Linked DNA regions of Mus musculus: region 2 is linked to region 1. Evidence: chromatin contacts called from ENCODE Hi-C or POLR2A ChIA-PET data. All regions are on one chromosome and are shown on one strand. Each heading gives the region's core, a stretch centred on a gene start or an enhancer-like site at or near the end of the contact. The rest is flanking DNA. Distances are from core to core; before and after follow the strand shown. Region 1 has its middle 13 kb from the start of Gm29685. Region 2 holds the start of Ppp1r12a (protein phosphatase 1, regulatory subunit 12A).

Evidence for each region. A loop is a pair of places that touch in the nucleus more often than their neighbours do. ChIA-PET counts read pairs that join two places held with the same protein, here RNA polymerase II (POLR2A).
Region 2: a loop to region 1 is called in a map of gastrocnemius, with 6 times the contacts of the local background. The contact joins the promoter of Ppp1r12a here to the enhancer-like site in region 1. A Hi-C loop is called at or near these places in 15 of 37 maps with a recorded cell type or tissue (Patski, T-helper 17 cell, gastrocnemius and 2 more). POLR2A ChIA-PET finds 5 or more read pairs at or near these places in 1 of 5 experiments (Patski).

The regions. Positions count from the first base shown.
Region 1 is chr10:107,931,073-107,936,673 of GRCm38, forward strand. No RefSeq gene overlaps it. Among named protein-coding and RNA genes, the nearest start is that of Gm29685, 13 kb to the right of the region's middle. Within about 2 kb of position 1,602, at least 1 of the 3 ENCODE cell types and tissues checked has a DNase peak (open chromatin) inside an H3K27ac peak, as active enhancers do; it is gastrocnemius, where a contact is called at or near this core.
Region 2 is chr10:108,158,541-108,164,934 of GRCm38, forward strand. Ppp1r12a (protein phosphatase 1, regulatory subunit 12A) reads left to right here and starts at 3,558. Exons shown (of 25, transcript NM_001368736.1): 1 at 3,558-4,096. The coding sequence starts at 3,860. It overlaps Gm40754 (a long non-coding RNA gene), which reads right to left and starts at 1,897. Exons shown (of 4, transcript XR_872014.2): 1 at 1-1,897.

The DNA of each region.
Region 1 (5,601 bases), core at 352-2,851:
CTGACCTCAATTTCCCCTTCCTTTTCTCCTCCCAGTCCCTTGCTCTCTTACCTTCCCCCTTCCACCCCTCCACCCACTCCTCCTCCGTTTGTCTTCAGAAAAGGGCAGGCCTCCCATAGACATCAACCAGCCATGACATATCAAGCTGCAGTAATACTAGGTACCTCCTCTCCTATGAAGGCTAGAGGAGGCAACCCAGTAACAGAAAGGGTCCCAAAGGCAGGAAATAGAGTCAGAGATAGCTCCTACTCCCACTGTTAGGAGTCCCACAAAAAAAAAAAACAAAACAAAAAAAAAAAAACAAAAAAAAAACAAGCCATACAACTGTAACATATGCTCTGGGGGTGTGGGTCAATCCCATGCAGGCTCCCTGATTGTCACTGAAGTCGTCTCTGTGAGGCCCTGTGAGCCCAGATTAGTTGATTCTGTGAGTTTTCTTGTGTCCTTGCCCCCTCTGGCTCCTACAATAATCCTTCCTCCACATCTTCCTCAGGATTCCTCAAGCTTTGCATAATGTGTGGCTATGAGTCTTTTCCATCTGTTTCCATCAGTTGCTGGGTGAAGCCAGTCTGCTAATAATTATGCTAGGCACTAATTTGTATTGAGAGAGAGAGAGAAAGACAGACAAACAGACAGACAGACAGATATAGAGACAGAGACAGAGAAAGACAGAAAAGAGAGGCAGAAACAGAGAGGCAGAGAGAGACAGACAGCGACAGAGAAAGACAGAAAAGAGAGGCAGAGGCAGCGCAGAGAGACAGAGAGAGAGGCAGACAGAAACAAAGACAGAGACAGAGAAAGATAGAAGAGAGAACGAGAGGGAGAGGGAGAGGGAGAGGGAGAGGGAGAGGGAGAGGGAGAGGGAGAGGGAGAGGGAGAGGGAGAGGGAGGCAAATGAAGTGACTCCTAATTATACTCTCCTAGAACAGTTCTGTCCTATGAGATTCCCTCAGTCACTGGGCCACTCTTTCCTGTCAGTCTCTCATCAATCACCCTTTGTTTAAAATGTGACTTTAGTTCTCACTGGGCTCAAATCATCCTCTGCTTTGTTCCTACTAAAGCACCAAGAGCAGAATGGCTGATGCCAGCCTGACACCCACGGGGTCTAAAGAAGGCGACTTTTTACCTTCTAAGTTCTCTAGTATTCATTTGTGCCGATGCTTAATGGCAGTATGAAAAATAACCCTGCCCTTGCCTCGGCAGTCTCTGAATCAGGAACTTGTTCTTAATCTAAAAGGGCCTTTAGGACGTTTGCTCTGAGCAGCCCCTACCTTATACATAAAAGTCTGTGATCATCTGAGGATTCCTAGCTCGCTGGATGTGGTCAAAGGAATCCTTGGCTTTCCTGGAGTTTATGCTTACTATATGAAAGTTCTGTTTCCTATACAGATTTTTATCTTCCTTGTATCTCCCTAAACAAATAATCTTTGAAGTCAGTTAAGATGAAAAAAAAAGAGAGAGAGAGAGAGAGAGAGAGAGTGGAATTATTTCACCCTGCCTTGTTTGTTTCCATGAGGGCTCTGAGTGAAAGGAAAAGATGAGTCACCCGGTTCTATTCCGTATTTGGTGGTCGGGACTCTTGGCTGTCATAACCAAAAGAGGGCAGCACTCCATGGGGTTTGAATTCTCAGGAAGCAAAGTCTTGGTTTCTCACTGAGCTCTACCATAGCAAGGCAAATGTGCTCTGTGTCACAGGTGATATAGAAAGGAGGAGAACACAGATCCAGATATACAAAAATAAGGGAAGAACAGCACACTTGGAACAGCAGTTAGGATAACCCTGTTTGTGAGCTGTGAAGACATTTCAGTGCAATGAGAATGATTGTCAGGTGGTTTTTCTTGGTTTGAAACATAATGAAAAAGCACTCAAAGCTCTATAATATTTTTAATATTGAGTGTACTGTGTCTGTGTGTGCATATGCACATGTATGCATATACCAAGCCTGGGTGTGGAGGTCGGAGGACAACTTGTGGGAATCAGTTCTTTCCTCTACCCTGTGAGATCTGGGAATTGAATTCCAGGTCATCAGTCTTGGTAGCTCATGCCTTTATCCACTGACCAATCCCACAAAGGTTTGGGGTAAGGAATATAACTTGACTCTCTCTCTCTCTCTCTGGGGAATATGCATCCAAGGGGGAAAAGAGACCCAAAGGAAAACCAGAAGATAATACAAAAAACTAAACCACTTTACAAAAAGTGAGGAACTGAACCAGTGGGGGGGGGGGCTGGTGGGGACACTATGAAATACAGAAGATGACTTTATTAAATAGACAAAGGTCAAAGGGGTCTGATGTGAGCCCTGAGGTTTCCTATCTGAAACTTAATCATAGAGTCAAGCCCTTGACCTATTAGGAATAGAGGAAGAAATAACTCATTTGGAAGCCACCATAATGAATTCATAATGAATTCAGTTTTGGGAACATTTCTCTTTCAGGGAAATCAAGTCCTTACTATACTGCTAAGATACAATGGGGTACAAGAAGAAATGCAGAAAGGAGATTGCCCCCAAAGATTGTTTTAAAAAGCAATCATGAATGCCTACTCTAAACTCCTTTATCCAGATAGAATCCCAGTGCTAACTACATGACTCACTTGTAGATACAGTGCTGGCCATTCATGAGTTATGCCCTCCTGACCTCACCCAACACTCTCTTTCTTCATTCTAATGTTATTTTAGTCATGTCTCATAGCAACATTTTGGGCAACAACTGGCCACACATACAGTGACAATTCTGTAAGATTGTATCTGCTAATAGTGACGTCATAGCCATTCCATTTGTGGAAACACTGTGATGTTCACATAACAATGAATGCATTTCTTAGAATGCATGTAATTTTTAAGAAATGTCTTATTGTGTTTGTACCTTGTAATAGTGATAACAAAACCCTTTTGTAATATAATTGTGAAAGCATCAATTAATTCCAACTATAATATTTTCTACATAAACCTGAAGACACAGTGATTTTTAAGTATCACTAGTATTTCTAGAAAACCACTAGCTAGACATTAAGTTTTGTACGTATCATTTCATTTAATCATGGAAATCATAAAACAATGGTGTAAGGTCGTTCTACCATCATCCCATTTTGCAGATCAGGAAATTGCAACACAGTGAGGTTAATATTAACTTGTAATAGGGCAAACTTCTCATCACATTTAGAATGGTCTGACCTCAGAGTCAATGTCCCTAAACACTACACCTACTTCCTTTCTGCCCAGATTCCTCCTCTCATGACATCATTTCCCTCTAGATCATGCTCCATGTCCCAGGGCATGGAGAGGTAACTATTTCCTCATACTGAAGGAATGGGCACCTCCAGAGGTAGGACTTAGTGTCACGAAGCCAGCTGTCATCATCTAACTGAACTAAATCTTCTCTGAGTCCCTACACACCAAGGTAGACAAGTGACAGACAAATACCTGTCATTGGGTGACCTAGTTGCTTTTTACTTACTTGATGTCTATAACAGGAGAGAGAGAGGGAGGGAGAGAAAGGGGATGGGAGGAAGGAAGAAAAGGGGGAGAAAAAAGAGGAAGGAAGGAAGGAAGGAAGGAAGGAAGGAAGGAAGGAAGGAAGGAAGGAAGGAAGGAAGGAAGGAAGGATAGCTCTAAAGCCAGCTTTGCTTATGTGTTTCAGGTTTTTCTGGTATTTAATTTGCCTGCATCTAGCCAGCATCAAAAGCGCCCTTCAGTGTTGTTATTCTTTCCTCTGAAAACTAACTCAGGAAGCCATGCACAGAGGCTTCAACTCTGATTGAGAGGGGAGTACTTGGAGTCCAATGTTCCTGGAGAGTTAAAAGTCACATGCGTCTAGCTCCCGGCTGCACAAGCCTGCCCAGACTATCTTTGTTTCAAGAGTGCTATTACTCTTTCCCCTAGATGGGCCATTCCTCCCACCCCCAACCCTTAAAGACAGGACTATATTCTTTCTAGAATGTCTACTTTGAGACTTTAAAAAGAAACTAGGAGCAATGGAATATAAGTGAAGATGGTGACTTCCTCAGTAGTACAAAAAGGGGCGGGCAGTGGATGGTGTTTTGAGAGCAACCATGAAGTCATTTGCTGTGGGAAGAACAGCATCATACAGCTTTGACTTCTCTGTGCTTTAAATGTATACCAGGAAAAAAAGTGATCATGGAAATGGAGTTTGGGAGGAGACTGTTTAGTATCTGAACTTCTAGGCTAAATTCTGTAGTTTAGGAAGCCATTGAATTAGTGCCTTGTTCTTAGTCAAGATGTCACCTGTCATCAAAACATGAACAGAAGTCTGCATCAAAGGGATGTGTCCCTATAATAGCACCATGACTTCCATTTGTCAGTACTTCCATTTTCATTTAGTTTAACTGTTTTGAGATAACATCTCACTCTGTAGCCCAGGTTGGTAAGAAATTCAGTGTATAGTTCAAGCTGGCCTTAAACTGACGTCAATCTCCCTGCCTCAGGTTGGTAGTCACTGTGCCTGGCTTTGAGCACTTTAAAAAAAAAAAAAAAAACTATCACTACTAGGTCAAATAAGATACAGTCTTAATTTTCAATGTTTTTGAAAGGAGATGTGACTTTTTAAGAATATTCCATGCCAGTTATTCTTTGCAATAATTTTTATTGTCTATGAGGTATTCAGTAGAATGGACTTTATCTGACTCTACTTAATCATTCTATTATTGCTCCTTGCAGCCCACCCAACATTTCCTTATTATAAGTCATATCTCAAAATATCATTTCCCAACTGAAAGATGACCTTGTAATACAGTTTCAAAAATATTCTTTTTAAGGTCAAAGATTATGAATATCTTAATGAATATGGAAATTTTTTCCAGGGAATTTTTTTTACTAGTTTGTTTTATCAACTAATATGTAGGAGCAGGTCCATTCATTTAGTCATTTGGTAAATTCTTAATATGTGCCCATCATATACTAATGTGCCATGTCTGTCAGAGTTTAACAAACATCTAATGAGGAAGACACAGAAGCAAAAGTAAACAACAGACCTCATAGATTTAATATAAGGCCTTGGAAGTTCCCTCAGAAGACCAGGCTCACAGAGCAGATTGGCCATGAGATGTGTGTTTCGCTAGGTGGGAGCGTGTACTGATGGCTTCTGAGTAGTGATCTCTATAAGCAATAGTGCACTGGAAAGATTGACTTGGCCACCAGTTATCCAAGAGATTGGTTGGGAAAGAATGAGGTTTCAGCAGATGGAAGCAGCAGCCAGTGTGTAGACAAAATGTCAAGTCAACATTCCCCATTCTGTCACGTATGGAGAAGGCGTTCACGAGGGCTCACTTCTGCTTCAGGAGCTGCTAGCACTTACCTCTGAAGGAAGAGGCATCACTTTTCATCAGCAGTATAACCGCTGGTAAGTCTGCATGATCCAAGTTAAAACAAAAACAAAACAAAACAAAAGTTCACTCATATTTATCATGCTCATGCATGCTACCCTGATTAATTATAGGAAAGTGCTTTTTGCAAAAGATAAAGAGGTTCAGATGGAAGTGGATCAAAGGAATAAGAGGATAACAGAGGAATATATATATATATTTATCCTGTCTACAGGAAATGAAGGGTTGGGGGATAGAGCAGAGACTGAGGGAATTACCAG
Region 2 (6,394 bases), core at 2,308-4,807, 230 kb after region 1:
ACTGTTATAAATGGTAGTTGAAGCCAGTTTTCCAAGGTACTGGGCAGGCAGATATGTGGTGTAGGAAGTAATTTTAGCTAGATGCACCATTAAGAACTGAATTCACAAGAATAAAGTTACTCTCATCAAGGTCCTTTAGTCTTTCTAATTACACAAATCTTAGCTTTATGCTAGCATATCCAACCCTTAATAATTTTTTTATTTATAAATTAAGAGGAAGTATTGACTGTTGGAGCTCAAATTCTTGACAGGTGACCTCATTAGAATAATACAGTTTTTCATGGTCTTCTTTCATTTATGACTGCAGGAAATGTTTTCTACTTACCAGAGCAGCATGTTTCCTTTAAAATAAATCTATGTAAGTTCTAAAAAGATTAAATGAAGCATCAGTAGTACTTCTGGCTCTTGACTCTGGAAAGAAGTGATAAGCGCACCGTGAGACCATTAATTACTGATCTCAAGGGCTACCTACTTTCTAATCCTGGCCGTGAGACAGGCTGGAAGTCACCGGTGCCGGCGGCGTGTCACTGTCTTCTCAGGAGTGCACCTACATTCTGTATAGCTGCCAGATCCTCCTGGTGCTTCCAGGTGTGGGGGAGCGGGTGTAGTCGGTTCACGGAAATGGAAGTGACTACGTGCAGTGTGCTAAGGTTAGGCCTTTGGGATAGAGCCTGATGTGGCATAAACCTTCACCTGAGGCCAGGCGGTGGTGGCGCAGCCTTTAGTCTCAGCATTGGGAGGCGGGGGCAGGCGGATTTCTGAGTTCGAGGCCTGCTTGGTCTACACAGTGAGTTCCAGGACAGCCAGGGCTATACAGAGAAACCCTGTCTTGAAGAAAACCTTGACCTGGAAAGTTAGAAGACAGCTAATCATCCTAGAGGAGTACAAGGCATCTCTGGCTGAGGAGAGAGACTGACCTTGTTCAGAGGCAAAAGATTTGAGATGCCATGACCCAGAGCTACAGATGAGTCCAAAGCAAGCTCAGATGGTTCACTGTTGAATCTGGCCAATTCTTTCACCATCAGTGGGACTAAATATTTTATATTAGCCCACTGTAAACATTTATTCAGGTTCTAAAACACACGTGCTTCCACCTTAAGAGTCCATCTGCCTTAAAGGAACTAAAATCCCCGCACTCTAACTTACATACAAGTCATTAGGAAATGGACATATTTGTATTTCTTCAACTTCGGCTTAGACCACTCAGTAATTAACATAATATGAAATGGTGGCTTTCTATATGTTCTAATAAAGTGTTGTGCTTATTTCTGAATGAACTATAGATCTTTCATGTTATGTTATATATATATACATAATTCTAAAAAGACAGAGCTGGTACAGGTGGCAACAGGAAGAGCTGTCTGACCTTAACAGTTATGGAGAATAAAAAGCTAAATTCAAATGAAGTCTGGACAAGCTAACAGCCCAAGGTTTGAGGTTTCTATTTTGTTTTTAATTGATAGCTTTTGGGAATTGGAATTAACTATGTTTTGTTAATGAACTATTGTCTTGTTTTTGTATTATTTTTATGTCCTGAAAGAAGTGCTTGAGTTAGAAATGGCATATCTCCCACTGCAGTCCTCTTGCCCAAATGAAAATGTGAAATTCCAATGAATGTGTATTTCAAGAGCACTTTTAATAGCAAATAAATAGACAGAATGTTCTCAGAAAACAAGGAAAAGTCAGTTTTCTCTAGGTAGATAGGAGAGCTGGTAAGAGTATACTCAATTCTTTTCTTTGATTGGGAGGGCCATATTCTGTGCATAGGGATTTTATAGTTTCACGTTAAGAAAATTCATGACCCTGCTCCATGGTGGTAGCACACAGATTTAATCCCAGCACTTGGGAGGCAGAGGCAGGCCAATTTCTGAGTTTGAAGTCTACAAAGTGGGTTCCAGGACAGCCAGATCTACATGGAGAAACCGTATCTGGAAAAGAAAGAGAGAGAGAGAGAGAAAGAGAGAGAGAGAGAGAGAGAGAGAGAGAGAGAGAGAGAGAGAGAAGAAGAAGAGGAGGAGGAGGAGGAGGAGGAGGAGGAGGAGGAGGAGGAGGAGGAGGAGGAGGAGGAGGAGGAGGAGGAGGAGGAAGAAGAAGAAGAAGAAGAAGAAGAAGAAGAAGAAGAAGAAGAAGAAGAAGAAGAAGAAGATGATGATGATGATTCAGTACCAAACACCACTGTTCTCATTGTTGTGCAGAGGTCTAGTGGTATGATCCTCAATACATTTTATGAAGATATAGATGTATTTCATGTGTGGCACACTCGTTTTGTGTTTCAAGGAAGTAGTTTTATCTTAGCTTGGATTTTATTACTATTCCTAACATTGAAATTCAGAATATTCAGTTCTATAAGGTGGTTCCCCCAGCATATTTTACTCAGTTATTCTAATCTACCAGAAAGGCAACATGCTGAAGAGTAAGAAAATAACTTTTCACTGCTGTATTCCCAGCACTGGGAGGCGGTTAGGGGCAAGGCAACTATTTTCTTTGGGGGTGGGGGGGTTCACAGTCTACAGGATTCCCAAAAAGGACCAGTGGTAGGGTTTTATGACATTATAGATCTAAAGTGTATGGGACGGGAGAGTGTTTAGAAAAGGCAAAGCTAAAATCTCCTTATGATGTTCTTTGCAACACAAGAATTTAAGAAATGGGCTCAAATAAATCGTATTTACTGTATTTTCAGAGCCTAGGAAGTCACGACTTTTTAGACATGTACTGGATAAATATCAGTCGAAGTAACTGCCTTCGTCCACATTCCTTTTGAATTCTAGACGCAGCCGGGTCTTTACTCCATAGAAAGCAATGGAGCTGAAACCGTAAATCCCTTAAAAGGTCAGGAGCAGTTAACAAGGCTGAACTAGCCCTCATGGGCAGTGCCACCCAGGCCGAAAAGCGATGGAGGAAGAAGAAATCAAAACAGGCTTAAAGACGGGGGAAAAACAAAACAACAATACTGAGCAAGCCTAAGAGGAAAGACATTTCTGCAGTGGGTGTTTGCAGGAAGCCACTGCAATTAACCGCAGGTCACCATCCCCTGCCAGTAGGCGATCACCTCGGTCAATGCCACCGGGGCCGTGGAGACGACTCCGACCCCACTTTTAAAACGCTCTCATCAGGATCGCCCGGGTTTCCCCCCGAGTTCCTCGGGAAGAGCAACCCCCACAAGCACCTAATGCACGACCCGTGTCCTCTCCATTCAAATCACGCAGCCAATAGGAAAACCCTCCGCCCCGGGCAGACGCCTCGCGCGGCCCGCCGAGCCCGGGAGGAGGCAGGCAGGTCAGCCCGGTCCCGCCTCGCCGCCCGACCCGGCTGCCTCTAGAGCTCTCGGTCCCGCCGGACGAGACAACCTTCCTTCCCGGCCTCCTCCCTTCCAGGAGCGGCCCAGCCCCCGGCTGCCAGAGCCACACCCGCTTCCCTCCGGTAGCGCCCCCGCCAGCGCTCGGCCCCCGAGCTCTTCCTGGGCCGGGCCGAAGCCGAGGCCCAGGCCGAGGCGGGAGCGCGCATGCGCACTGGGCCGCAGGGCGCCTCCCCGGCCGCGATCTCGCGAAGTTACGCTCAGCCGGGCCGCGGCTGACGGACTGACGGGCGGGCGGCCGTGCCGGGGGCGGGAGGGCGTCTGTGGTAGGAAGAGAGGCCCGCTCGGCCGGGCTCGCCCCAGTGCTCTGTGGGATACTGGAAGTCTCGAGCGTCTCCTCCCCGGCTCGCGGCTCCGCTCCGCTCCGGCCCCTCTCTCTCTCTCTCTCTCTCTTTCTGTCGCCGACGCGGTCGCATACTCCCCCCGGCGGCGTCCCCTCGCCGCCGCCGCCCCCTTCCCCCCCGCCCCAGCTCGCGATAAGAGGAGCCGGCGGCTGGAGAGGGGATGAAGATGGCGGACGCGAAGCAGAAGCGGAACGAGCAGCTGAAGCGCTGGATCGGCTCCGAGACGGACCTCGAGCCGCCCGTGGTGAAGCGCCAGAAGACCAAGGTGAAGTTCGACGATGGCGCCGTCTTCCTCGCCGCCTGCTCCAGCGGCGACACGGACGAGGTCCTCAAGCTGCTGCACCGCGGCGCCGACATCAATTACGCCAATGTGGACGGACTCACCGCCCTGCACCAGGTCTGTGTGCCCGGCGTCCCCTCATCCGGACCCCGGAACCCCGGGGCCCGCTGTGGTGCTCGCGCCCGGGGCCGGGGCTGAGGCCGGGGGGTGGCGGGAGACTCCCTGCTTGCGGGTGAGGGGGCGGCTCCGTCGCGGGAGGCTGGCTGGGGCGCGGGGCTCCGGGCCCCCCTCCAGAGCCGCTCGCCCGCAGCCTGTGCAGTTTGGGGGGGGACCCGGCCGATGTTCCTGGGCGCGGGGCAGAATGGACTGTGGTCCTCTTGGGGGCCTCCAGGGCCATTTGTGGACATGTGTCTGGGTCTGGTAGTCTGGGTCAAGCCGAGCCGGAGAGTAATGGGTTGTGCCGAGGCCCGGTGTCAGTGATAGACCGTGGGGCGGGGAGGGTTGTTGAAAAAAAAAAATCCACTAACAGGGACTCTTGGGGCAGATGGAGCCCACTGGCCTGGAGGTGGGCATTGGTGTTGGTGTACATTTTTAGGACTTGATTACAAATGAGGATGATGATATTAGTGATCCCGAACCCTTAAAGCCCGAACCCTTAAAGCCGGGTGCCCCGAGCGAACGATTTCCTGTTTTCTCCTTTATTACTCTTGGTCACTGGGGAGGGGGAAACGGGGTGTAATTAGCTAATCCGGAGTGGCTGAAAGAGAGGGGATTGGTAGTGAATCTGATAAGGGAAGTCTTCCCGAGTGGGCTTGCCCACCTCGTAACTGGAGTCTATGGGTTCCTGTACTCGAAGTTGGTCGCAGTCACAGATCCCTGAGTCCTGGCTCCTGGAGTGCACACCGGGGCTAGGGAAGATGGGAATAAACACTGTGTACTCCTCAAAGACAGTTGCCAAACTTTATTATTATTATTTTTTTATTTTTTGGTGGTGGTGGTGGGGAGGGGGAGAGAAAAAAAAAAAACCAAAGCTAATCACAACCTTTTCTCAAAATGGATGCTTTGTGCATGTTAAAGTTTTATAGTAGTCCGATTGGGATCTCTCAATGTTAGCCAAATAAGGAGAAACTATTGGCAATCCAGAGATAATGTTGCTTTGCCTTTAACAAGCCAAAAGCAACAGAACCCTTAGAGTTCTGCTTGAAAAGCAAGTTTAAAGTGCTGGTAATAGATGCCACGACAGATTCTTTCTATTTTCATATTAAGAAACTTGGAATTACTAGGAAATTTACAGTGAAAAAGAATTTTCCCGCTCCCCTCAGACTCCTCTTGGTTGTGTGGGAGAGCATAGCTCTATTTTGAATAATAGTGTGGTTAAAAACAGAGGTTGAAACCTAAGGCTCCGCACTTTGTACCTAAACTTTATTATTTTGTGCCTGTTAACTTTATACCTTTTAAAAAGACATGGTATGGAGGCATTTTCCTTTTATTGTTTCCTGCTTTAATAAGTGATGACCATTTAAAGTTTTATTTAATCAAATTCACATATCAAGCTTGGCGTAGCCTTTGTTTACAAAGCTGACTGGAAGGGCTGAAGTGCCTGACAATCTGCAGGACAGATCTGGAATTTAGAATGGCACCAAAGGAAAATATAGGGTGGTTCTCTAATGTAATGCAAAGTTCATTTGCTTACAGCTTAAGGCACATTATAAATCTAGATCTGGAAACATGGTTTTGAGAAGGAAATCACCTTCAGCATTAAAAATTTTTATCATATAACATTAAAAAAATAATCTTCTTTTTTCACATGTCCTTGGCAAGTTTAAATGAGAAATTGGTTCTGAGACACACTTAACTATATGTCAGAATAATTGGATAGTGGTTTATATCAGCATGTTTTCTAAAACTAAGTAGAAGTGTGAAGTTTATTCCCTTTGGAGAATTGTACTGGCTTAGAGGAAGAAGACAATGTCTAACATTTTTTTTTAATGTTGCAGTACTAGTTTAGATAGTTGAAAAGACAAGAAATTGGCTTTTAAAGGCTTGTGTTTAACAGTTTTTACTTATTTAAAGAAGCCAGACTTAATGATATCTTCTTGATTAACTGAATTCAGTGGTTTAGTGAATGTAGGTATAGTCTCTATGACTGCATATTTTGTTTGAGTTGACAGGAGATGTTTCTAAGTTTATGCCATTTGTATAAAGCATTTTTATTTGCAGTTGGTGTGGAGCACGTTCCTTAAATCAAAGAAGCCAAAGTCCCTAAAAGATGAAGCATTGTGGGGCTGGAGAGATTGCTTAGTGGTCAAGAGCAGTGGCTGTCCTTGGAGAGGTCCTAAGTTCAATTCCCAGTACCCACATGGCAGCTCACAACTGTCCTGTAACTCCAGTTGCAGAGGATCCAATACCCTCAAA